Regions from separate parts of the Homo sapiens genome. Here region 2 is linked to region 1. A link is a loop called in an ENCODE intact Hi-C map of the cell type or tissue named here. Cell type or tissue: CD14-positive monocyte. All regions are shown on one strand. Each heading gives the region's core, and the rest is flanking DNA. Links, peaks and the distances in the headings are about the cores only. Region 1 has its middle 130 kb from the start of EVX1-AS. Region 2 has its middle 77 kb from the start of EVX1-AS.

The links. Peaks named below come from ENCODE experiments on the same cell type or tissue, not always from the same donor. Only the 100,000 strongest peaks of a DNase experiment are listed, where the experiment ranks them.
Region 2: a loop joins it to region 1, with 1.8 times the contacts of the local background. A loop is called at or near these places in 1 of 110 quality-filtered maps.

The regions. Positions count from the first base shown.
Region 1 is chr7:27,369,973-27,375,356 of GRCh38, forward strand. No RefSeq gene overlaps it. Among named protein-coding and RNA genes, the nearest start is that of EVX1-AS, 130 kb to the left of the region's middle. In CD14-positive monocyte, for the core only: no CTCF peak of the experiment used is centred there; a DNase peak (open chromatin) is centred at 2,859.
Region 2 is chr7:27,321,673-27,327,056 of GRCh38, forward strand. No RefSeq gene overlaps it. Among named protein-coding and RNA genes, the nearest start is that of EVX1-AS, 77 kb to the left of the region's middle. In CD14-positive monocyte, for the core only: no CTCF peak of the experiment used is centred there; a DNase peak (open chromatin) is centred at 2,799.

The DNA of each region.
Region 1 (5,384 bases), core at 234-5,233:
TATTTTAAATCCTATCATTGGCAAAGAGAGTGAAATTGCACAATTGGCTTGGGGCTGAAGAGAAACTTGGCTTTCTCTGAAGCACAGACCCTCCCAAAATCTGAATCAGGTATGAGTTCAATTAACAAGGAAGAAGTTGGTGGATCCTTGCTGTCTAGGCCATCAGTAGAGTCTGTCATCCTTTTTAAAGCAGGGCTTTAGAGAGCTTTCCACAACACAGCACACATAGAAAATTCTAGTACAGGCTGGGCACGGTGGCTCACGCCTGTAATCCCAGCACTTTGGGAGGCCAAGGCGGGTGGATCACTTGAGGTCAGGAGTTCGAGACCAGCCTGACAAACATGGTGAAACCCTGTCTCTACTAAAAATACAAAATTAGCTGGGTGTGGTAGTACACACCTGTAAACCCAGCTACTTGGGAGGCTGAGGCAGGAGAATCGCTTGAACCCAGGAGGCAGAGGTTGCAGTGAGCCGAGATCGCTCCGTTGCACTCCAGCCTGGGCATCTCAAAAAAAAAAAAAGAAGAAAAGAAAATTCTAGTACAATATTTGCATGGCATTCTGAAGTAAATTGGGGAGCTTCAATATGGGGCTTGGTGAAAATTACTATCTTTATGATACATAATTATAATAAAAGTAAAATACAAAGTATTGAGAAAGATATGACACATTGAATTTGTATAAAACTTCCAAATAAAACCTTTTCAGGTTGTAACACAAGAAACCTGAGCTTGCTTCTAGAGACACATATTTTTCTATTTCAGGTTTTATGTTGAAATAGCTACACTGAACTCTTGATCAAGACTTTTCTTTCAATGATGATTTCTTCAAATTCTTTATAGTCACCAGAGGAGAACTTTATTCTTAAAATAGGTGATAAAAATAATTAAATTGGCCAGGTGCGGTGGCTAACACCTGTAATCCCAGCACCTTGGGAGGCCAAGGTGGGCGGATCACAAGGTCAGGAGTTTGAGACCAGCCTGGCCAACATGGTGAAACCCCGTCTCTACTAAAAATACAAAAATTAGCTGCGTGTGGTGGCACACGCCTGTAGTCTCAGCTACTTGGGAGGCTGAGGCAGAAGAATCGCTTGAATCTGGGAGGCGGAGGTTGCAGTGAGCCAAGATCCTGCCACTGCACCCAGCCTGGGTGACAGAGCGAGACTTAGTCTCAAAAAAAAAAAAAAATTAGCTGGGCGTGGTGGTGTGCACCTGTAATCTCAGCTACTTGGGAGGCTGAGGCAGAGGAATTGCTTGAATCAGGAAGGTGGAGGTTGCAGTGAGCCGAGATCACGCCGCTGCATTCCAGCCTGGGCGACAGAGCGAGACTCCATCTCAAAAAAAAAAAAAAATTTTTTTAAACCATTTTTACAACCATTTGAACATTTTCTGCAGTTGCAAATCTATTTAAAAAATTAATAGGTCTTCTTTTTCTTTCACTGACAAATATAACAGTGAAATTTCTTTTATTAATGAAAGTGGATTTCAAACTCATTTGAACTTTTTCATAACAGGTCTTTCAAAATCATGACACTGTTCTAATGTACATATGAAATGGTAAAGTGGGTATTATTACCTAGCCAAGATGCCGGTACAAAGGCACCTCAGGTACAAGTGGACAGAGGTGTACGGTATAGATGAAAAAAATGCCTCCTGGATGAGCCCTTCCAGAGCCCTGTATTCAGTCTCCATTTTGCCCCTCTGTTTAATAATTGCACTTGGGACATAAACTCCCCCAGCAGCTCCATAGGTCCTTGTCTTCCAAGGGCATGGTGTGATCCATAGCCACCTGCTTGGGGAATCACCCTTTCCCCATGCTTAATAGGTTACTCAATAGGTTACTCTAGAACAGTGGTTTTCTGAGTGTATTCCCCAGACCAGAAGCAAGAGCATCATCTGGGAGCTAGTTAGAAATGCAAATTCTGGGGTCTTACCCTAGACCTATTGAATCAGAAACTCGGGGTGGGCCCAGCCTGTGTGTCACAAGCCCTCCAGGTGATTCTAATGCGCCCTCAAGTTTGAGGGCTATAGTTGCAAACACTGAAGACAGATGTTGCTCATCATGCCCAACTATACATGCCCTGTTAGTCCTCACTCCAACCGTGGACTGAGAGGATTGCGATCTTGTGGTTAGCTTGTGTCTTACTCCATTTGTGTTGCTATAAAAGAATACTTGAGGCTGGGTACTTTATTGAGAAATTTTGGCTCAAGTTCTGCAGGCTGTAGGATAACGGTATCAGCACCTGCTTCTGGTGAGGGCCTCAGGAATCTTCCACTCATGGCGGAAGGCAAAAGGGAGCAGGCATTACATGGTGAGGGAGGAAGGAAGATTGAGGGGCAGGGTCAGAATCTTTTAATAATCAGTTCTCAGGGGAACTGAGAGAGTGAGAACTCACTCACTACCACGAAGACAGCACCAGGCCATTCATGAAGGATCTGCCCCCATGATCCAAACACCTCCCACTAGGCCCCACCTCCAACATTGGGGATCAGATTTCAACTCGAGGTTTGGAGGGGACAAACATCTAAACTATATCAAACTGTGACTCATCCAAGGCACACAGTCTCTGCTCCAAAGCAAGGGTGCAGCTCCACCTCTTGCCTCTGGCAGTTTTGAATGAAATAGCTGAAAGCAGAAAGCAGGACAGAACAACAGCCAGGGGAGGAAGGCCTGAGGCAGCCACCCATGGGATAGTTAGGGCCCATTGTATGTTTCCTTGGCTGTGGAAGTCATATTTCCCTTAGCATTGTTTAAAGTTGTCCAAGATTGATAATGGTGACAAGCCTGCCTCTGTCCCCATCAGAACTCCAGAGAGCAGGAGTAGCCGATCTCAGCCATTGGTGCCACCCACACGGGAAATGAGAGCACTTCCTCTTTTACACACACACACACACACACACACACACACACACACACACACACATCATTAGCAGTTATGGTTGGGCACTGTCTCACAAGATCTCACCTCCTATAGGGCTTGTCCCTTTGTTCATGAGGAAAGATGGGACCAGAATGCTGTGGGATGCAAAATCAATTCATTAGATCACAGGGTGCCTGGAAAGTGGTGTTAGATTTTTGACTTTAGAGAGAGGGTCTAGCAGACACTCAACCACTTACCAGATGTCCCTGAGTCTACTGCTCAAAGTCAAGACAGTCTTTCCTTCCAGGGTAACACTTTTGGTAGTCAATAAAATGTGCATGACAGCAGAGGGTGGCACTGGTCCTAAGGAAGAATTTACACTGGGCTTTGTCTCTCCCCTCTGGTGTGTTTGTTTCTTACCCTTGGAGGGTGATTTAGGATGGAGAGCTGAGAGGGTACCCAAGAGCCAAGGGGCATCATTTTCCATTCCATTCCTCACCAGCTGGACAAAATAGTACTATGCCTTGATATTGTGGTACTGACTACCCTATAGCATTTGATGCTTAAAAAGCATTTTCACATACTGGATCTTTGGAGTCTCCCTAGGACAGTAGTATGAAGGAGAATTTGAACCTCAGCATAAGTGACTTGCCCACGGGAATATGTTTGATTTGTGCAAGTGGAGATCTGAACACAAAGTATCTGGATCTAAGCACTGTCCTCTTCTTGCCCCAAAACAAGACCTCCTTGCCGCTTCACCTTGCTCATCCTCAGCAGGTCAGGGTCAGTTTCTTTCCTACAGACTTTAATGACGAAACTTTCTGAGACTTGCTTTGTCTAAGAAAACCATCTCATGTTGTTAAACATCTTCAGGCTTGGGAAATTCTTCTTATATTGGACTAACATCCTTGCTTTAAAAATCGTAAGTAAGCCCATTTTTTCTCTTTCCTTCCTGGTAAAAAGTGGGGTATAGTAATAACAACAACTAAATTTATCGAGCATCACTATATTCTAGGCATGCTTCCTCAACTTCATGAGGAAAGTACTATTATAACCCCATTTTATAGATAAGGAAAACCCCATTTTATAGATAAGGAAAAACGAGGCATAAGATGTTAAGAACTGGTATAACTGGCCCAAGATGGAAAAAAACAGAGGCGTAGGATGTTAAATAACTTGTCAGAGTTAAAATGGCTAATGAGTGATTATGTAGGGATTTGAGCCCAGGTGGTTTGACTCCAGAATCTATGTGCCTGATTCCAGGACCATGTTGACTTTAAGTAAAAAAAAAAGAGATCCCTGATAACTTGCTTTCTTTGTGTATCTCAGTGTAATTCCTTCATTCTCTCTCAAAATAAATCCAGCTGCTTTTGTAGTTTTCCCCAGGTGTTACTTACCATTCAGTTAATCTCTTTTTTCCCCCCTGTTAGCTGCACTTCAGCAGTAAACACATTTGGGAGGCTGTTCTAACATTCTTTTACTCCTGGGTTATTACTTCCACTGTGGCAAAACTGTTATACCAAATTTGGGTGTAGATCTCCCTTAGGAAGTTTTTCCAGGTCCTGCTTCTACATGACCAACAGGAATCTCCACTCCTGTTTCCTCCAGGCAACACACTTCAAAGTTCACATTAGACAGACTCAGCTAACCATTATTCTTGAGGCTGCTATAAAATTTCCCAATGTAATCAGTACGAAAGATTTCTATCATTTTGCATAATTTTAGGTTAATTTACATGAAGTAATTAAAATAAAGACAAACTAAAGTCTAAACTGTCGGTTGAACCTGTTTTGTTGTTGTTGTTTTGATTTGTTTTTTGAGAAAGGGTCTTGCTGTGTATCTCAGGCTGCAAGCTGGAGTGCACTGGTGCAATTATGGCTCACTGCAGCCTCCACTTCCCAGGCTCAAGCAATCTGCCCACCTAAACCTCCAGCAAAGCTGTTTATTATGTTTAGTAGAGATGGGGTCTCCCTATGTTGCCCAGGCTGGTCTTGAACTCCTGAGCTCAAGCAATCCCCCTGCCTCAGCCTCCCAAAGTGCTGGAATTATAGGCGTGAGACACTGCACCTAGCCTGAACCTGTTTTAAAAGCTTGGAATTCAGAAACACTGAAAGGAGTGTGTATTAAAAGAACTACCTGAGACTGGGTAATTTATAAAGAAAAGAGGTTTAATTGGCTCACGGTTCTGCAGGCTGTACAGCAAAAATAGCTGGGGAGGCCTCAGGAAACTTAGAATCATGGTGGAAGGCAAAGGGGAAGCAGGCACGTTTTACGTGGCTGGAGGAGGGGGAAGAGAGAGAAGGGGGAGGAGCTACACATTTTTAAACAACCAGATCTTGTGAGAACTCACTCACTATCAGAAGAACAGCAAGGGGGATATCCACCCCCATGATCCGATAACCTCCCACCAGGCCCCTCTTCCAACATTGGGGATTACAATTTGACATGAGATTTGGGTAGAGACACAAATCCAAACCATATCAGAATGGGATTAAGCCCAGACTATAAAGCTAAGAAAAACTTCA
Region 2 (5,384 bases), core at 215-5,214, 48 kb before region 1:
TCATTCCCCTCTTTTCTGGTAACAGAACCAGCTTCTCTTTGGGGGAATTCCCTCTTCCGTATGGGTGGGCCCTTTTGGTGAGACTGCCCTGCCATCCCCTAGTTAAGTGATGGCCACAAGACCCAAGCCTGGCCAATCAGGTGTTCTCTCGAGTGGAGTCTGTAAAACCAAGATGGTGGTTATTGATTCCCCTAGGCAGAGGCCCCCTGAAGAGACTGCCCTTAGAGCCTGGAGCTACTCCAGTCCTAATCCTTCAGCTTTTCTAATTTTTCTCCCATTAAATTATTTTATCCCCTTGTTAACATTGTTAATTCACTTCTGTTGCTTGCAACAAAAACCCAAATTGACACACCAATACGTACTTCCTGGTATGGCAGGCTGGCGCTCTCCCACCAAACCCTCCTTCAGAAGGAAAGGGTGCTTTTACACCTTCTTAGAGCAGAATGTCTGAAGGGGAAGCTCTGACTTGGAACAACCACTCATAGAAAAGACTTCTCTGACGACATGACATTTGTTTGTAAATAAATGGCAGAGGAGTGCTCCAGTTGTGGTGCATTTTCTTGCTTAGAAGGAGTGCTAGGGAAGATAGTCCATGCTCTGGAATCAAACTGCCTGTCCTCAAATCCCGGCTTTGTGACTCAACTAAACCTCCGTTTCTTAATCTGTTAAAAGAGAATAGTTGCATCTACTTTTAGGGTAGTTAAAAATTAAATAAGATAATTCACGTAAAGTGTTTAACACAATGCTTGGTACATATAGATCCTCAACAAAGTGAGTTCATTGTGACAATATGCTTAAAATACACTTCTCTAGGTTTCCTTTAATTTGGTCTGTATGGCAGCTCTTTGGGATAATAAGATCAAGTAAATGCAATGTCCCTCAGGCGCAAAGATAGAATGTGACCCACTATCAATTGGACACGTGCTTAGAATTATTTAACTAGTAGTGATTGTAAGAGCCTTGAGTCAGAAACTGTTGAAATGAGTCTTGAGATAGAGCTCTCTCTATTTAATTACTATCTATTACAGTCAGTCTTCCCTGTCCATGGGTTCTGTGGCCAAGGATTTAACCAACCACAGAGAAAAAAATATTTGAAAAAAAAAAAAAACAATAAAAAATAGCAATACAACAATAAAAAATAATACAAATAAAAACCCAATACAGTATAATAATTATTTACACAGCATTTACATTGTATTAGGTATTATAAGTAATTAGAGATGATTTAAAGTATAAGAGAGGATGTGCGTAGGTTAAAGGCAAATACTATGCCATTTTATATCAGGGACTTGAGCATCCATGGATTTTGGTATGTGGGGGAGTTGGGTCTTGGAACTAATACCATGTGGATACCCAGGGACAACTGTACATTCGCTCTTTCTTTTTTACATTATCCCCTTTCATTCCTCTTTCCTCCTCACCTCTTTTTAGCCACAATCTCATAGCTGCACAGCAACTCGGATTCAAGAAATAGTTACTGAGAGTCAGGCCCTGTCCATACAGATGAATTAGGAGGCTTTCTGTGCTCAAGGCCTCAGTCTGGTTCTCACCTTCGTTTCCAGCATTTTCACCAATATTCAGCCTCTCAGGAACTCTTTTCTGAATGGTTGAAAGGACTTCCTAACTGACCTTTCACCTCTCTCCCCACTTCTTTCTTCCACCTTTCGAATCTCTCTGCTACATCAATCTCCCTGAAATTCAGCTCTCACCACCTATTTCTGCAAACCCCCTCTCGCCACATCGCGCCACATTACCTACCAAATAAAGCCAACAGTTTTCTTTCTGGTGTGTGGGGTCCTCCACAATATGGCGTCACCTTTCCTTCTCTCCTTCCTCCTGTTCCCCATGGCCCTGACCATCATCTGTCCTTCTCCAGCAGGCTCTGCATTCCCTATCCAGCTTTTGATCCATTTGCAATCCCCTCCTCACATGGGCCAAAACCCTGCCCATTCTATAAGGCCAGGAATAAATGCCGCTTTATAATTTGTCCCTGTTTCCCAAAGCCTGTAAAGGCTCTTCCTCCCCTCAGCCTCTACAGTGCATTGTAACTCTGTTTCAGCTTTATAGGACTCTGCCTTGTTTCATAGCTATTTAGGTAAGGCAGGAAGAACTTTCTGCCTGTGAAAAGGAGACACTGAAATGTACTTTCAAGGAAGGAGGGAAGAATTTAGCTTTCTCTGCAAGTTTTGAAGAAAGAGATCCATCTTTGAGGGAAATTTTATATGAGGTCTTGTCTGGAGGTCAGTCAATGAACTGATGGCCGCCAAAGGGTCTGGGTAATTAAAATTCTAGTAAATTTCTTGAGACGGTTTTAATTCCTTGAGACAGCACATGCATGTAGATCCGTAGGGAGAACACTAGAACAGGTTCTATTGAAGGAAACTAAGAACTATCATGGAGCTGTTTTCACTTTGCCAAAGGAAAGAGTAGCCAGGCCTCCTAGAGACTGGGCTGTTTTGGGGTTCTCCATACCTTGTTGGGACTAGGTAAGTTATTTTTCCTTCTTCTACGGTGATTTAGATCTTGGGATCCCTGTCCAATTCATTTCCTGGTTATTTGCAGAAATCTTGAGTATGTGGGTCCCTATCAGGAAACAGTGTGAAAGAGGGGAGATATTGGATTGCCAGCACTCTTCACATGTATTATGTGTTTAACTCCCATATCCACACATAAGGCAGAAATCATTTCCTCCATTTTTTAAAATGCCAAAATATTAGAAGTTTAGTGACTGGTTGAGGATTACTGAATAAGTGTTGAAATGGGTATTGAAACTGAGGTCATACTCTTCCTAATTCCATTCAAACCTCCCCCCACCCCTTTGTTGTCATCAGTTCTCCTTTTGGACTTTCTCTCCCATATGGCCCTAGAACTAACCTGTTGGCCCAACTTCCACCAATTTCTCACTGCCATATAAATCTGAGGCCTGTCCTTCACCTTCTCCCAGAATCAAAGGAGATTTGTGTGTGTGTGTGTCCCATTCTTTCTGGGCTATGTTATTAGCCAATCCAGAGATGATTACGAGCTAAACTATCAGTGATCTGTTATGACTCAAAGTCTATTATCCACCCGTGATTGTGGCTTTATTCATTTCTCCTTTAGTTCTATTCATTTTGCTTTATATATTTTAAAGTTTATGTGAGTAGGCATATACAAATTTAGGATTGTAAGGTCTTTCTGATGAACTAACTCTGTTATCATTATAAAATGTTTCTCTTTATCTCTGATAATATTTCTTGTCTTGAAGTCTATTTTGTCTAATAATAAAGCCACACCAGCTTTCTTATTATTAGAATTTGCATAACGATGTTTTTCCATCCTTTTACTTTCAGTATCTCTAAGGCCTTATGTTTGAAGTGTGTTTCCTGAAAACAGCATACAGTTGACATTGAGTTGTTTTTGTTTAAAAATCAAATCTAGGCCGGGCTTGGTGGCTTAGGCCTATAATCCCAGTACTTTGGGAGGCCAAGGCGGGTGGATCATTTGAGGTCAGGAGTTCGAGACCAGCCTGGCCAACATGGTGAAACCCCATCTCTACTAAAAATACAAAAATTAGCTGGGTGTGGTGGTGCACACCTGTAATCCCAGCTACTTGGGAGGCTAAGGCAGGAGAATTGCTTGAATGGGGACGTGGAGGTTGCAGTGACCCGAGATCACGGCATTGCACTCCAGCCTGGGTAACAAGAGTGAAACTCCATCTCAAGAAAAAAAAAAAGATCAATTCTGATAATATCTTTTAAATGGAGTGTTTAGTTCATTAACCTTTTATATTGTATAAAATTTAAGGTATACAACATGATGTTTTGATATATATAGCCATTCATTAACATTTAATGTAATTATTGATAAAGCTGGACTTATGTTTCCCATCTTGCTCTTTTAGGTCTTTTTGGTTTTAGGTTTTTCTTTTCTTTTCTTTTCTTTTCTTTTTAAAGAATTGCATTTGAATAGGAAACTCCTGGATACCATGCATCTAACCCTATTTGGTAATATTTTAGACAATCATAATGGATGAAGTAAAAGGGTCCTTCTGACATCTGCTATCTGTTGCCAAGTAAGCATTTGAACTTTTTGCTTATAAGTAAAGGAATGCCCTAATTATTTAACACTTAGGTCATTTTCAGTTTTTACTTCCAGAAATGGTACCTTAAAGATCATCTTCACACATAGCCTTTTCCTCCAGTTTTGGTCTGATATAATAGGATTGAGTTCCAGAAGGAGGATCTTTGGGTCAAAAATATTTAACATTTATTAAGTTACTGTATTGTTTTTCAAATGGGTGGTACCAATTTACCATGCAATCAGCGATGTATGAGAGTACATATTTTGCCACATCTTTACCAGTATTGAATGTTCCCAGTTAATTCAAATTTATTGTATTTATAAATCTAATTATACTATAATTTCTGGGATTATATTTAGTATATCTTAAAATTTTGATGTGCTATGAGAACCTCCAGAGCAGTAGGAAAAAATATAAAATATCCTATTTATTATGCTGAGAATTCTAAGAAGGTTTTTATCTAGGCAGAGTGAAAAATTGTGGAGTAGATCTAGGGAGACTGAAAAATTCCCTGGTTGGTTCCTGAAGAACACCATCACTACTTAAAAGACCTCTCTATCCTCTCTCCATCAAAATCTCATGCCAAATCTGCATTCTACTTCATTCTAAGGTATTATCTCAAAAGGAATTTGCAAGATGCAAATTTTCATGTACCTAAGGGATAGCTATATGCTTAGAATAGTGACTGGCCCCTCATGACATCAGTGGAAAATGAAAATCTTTGCTAATTAGGTGCCTTTGTAGTAAGAAAACATAATGATTTCTATTATGCAAATAAGTATGAGCATTTCTTTCATTATAAACTGCAATTCTTCTTTGTTATGTGAGAGCAAGGACTAATTTTATTTTCAGATCAATAGTTGGTATGCCGAGTTAATAGATGTGCAATGTTAATACAGTATAAAATAGCAAATTAGGCTACTTGGGTTTGAGAGCTTTTTTTTTTTTTTGAGACGGAGTCTCACTCTGTCGTCCAGCTGGAGTGCAAAATGGCACCATTTCGGCTCACTGCAACCTCTGCCTCTCAGGTTCAAGCAGTAGCCTCCCAAGTAGCTGGGATTATAGACATGCGCCACCACACTGGGCTAATTTTGTACTTTTAGTAGAGACAGGGTTTTGCCATTTTGGCCAGGCTGGTCTCGAACTCCTGACCTCAGGTGATCCACCCACCTCAGCCTCCCAAAATGCTGGGATTACAGGCATGAGCCACTGTGCCTGGCCTGGGAGCATCTTTTTAATCAGACCACATGACTATGGCTAGGTTGCATGAATCACTGCTGCTCTGGAGTTTTCTGGATTGCAGAGCTCTTCCTGATTGAAGCAG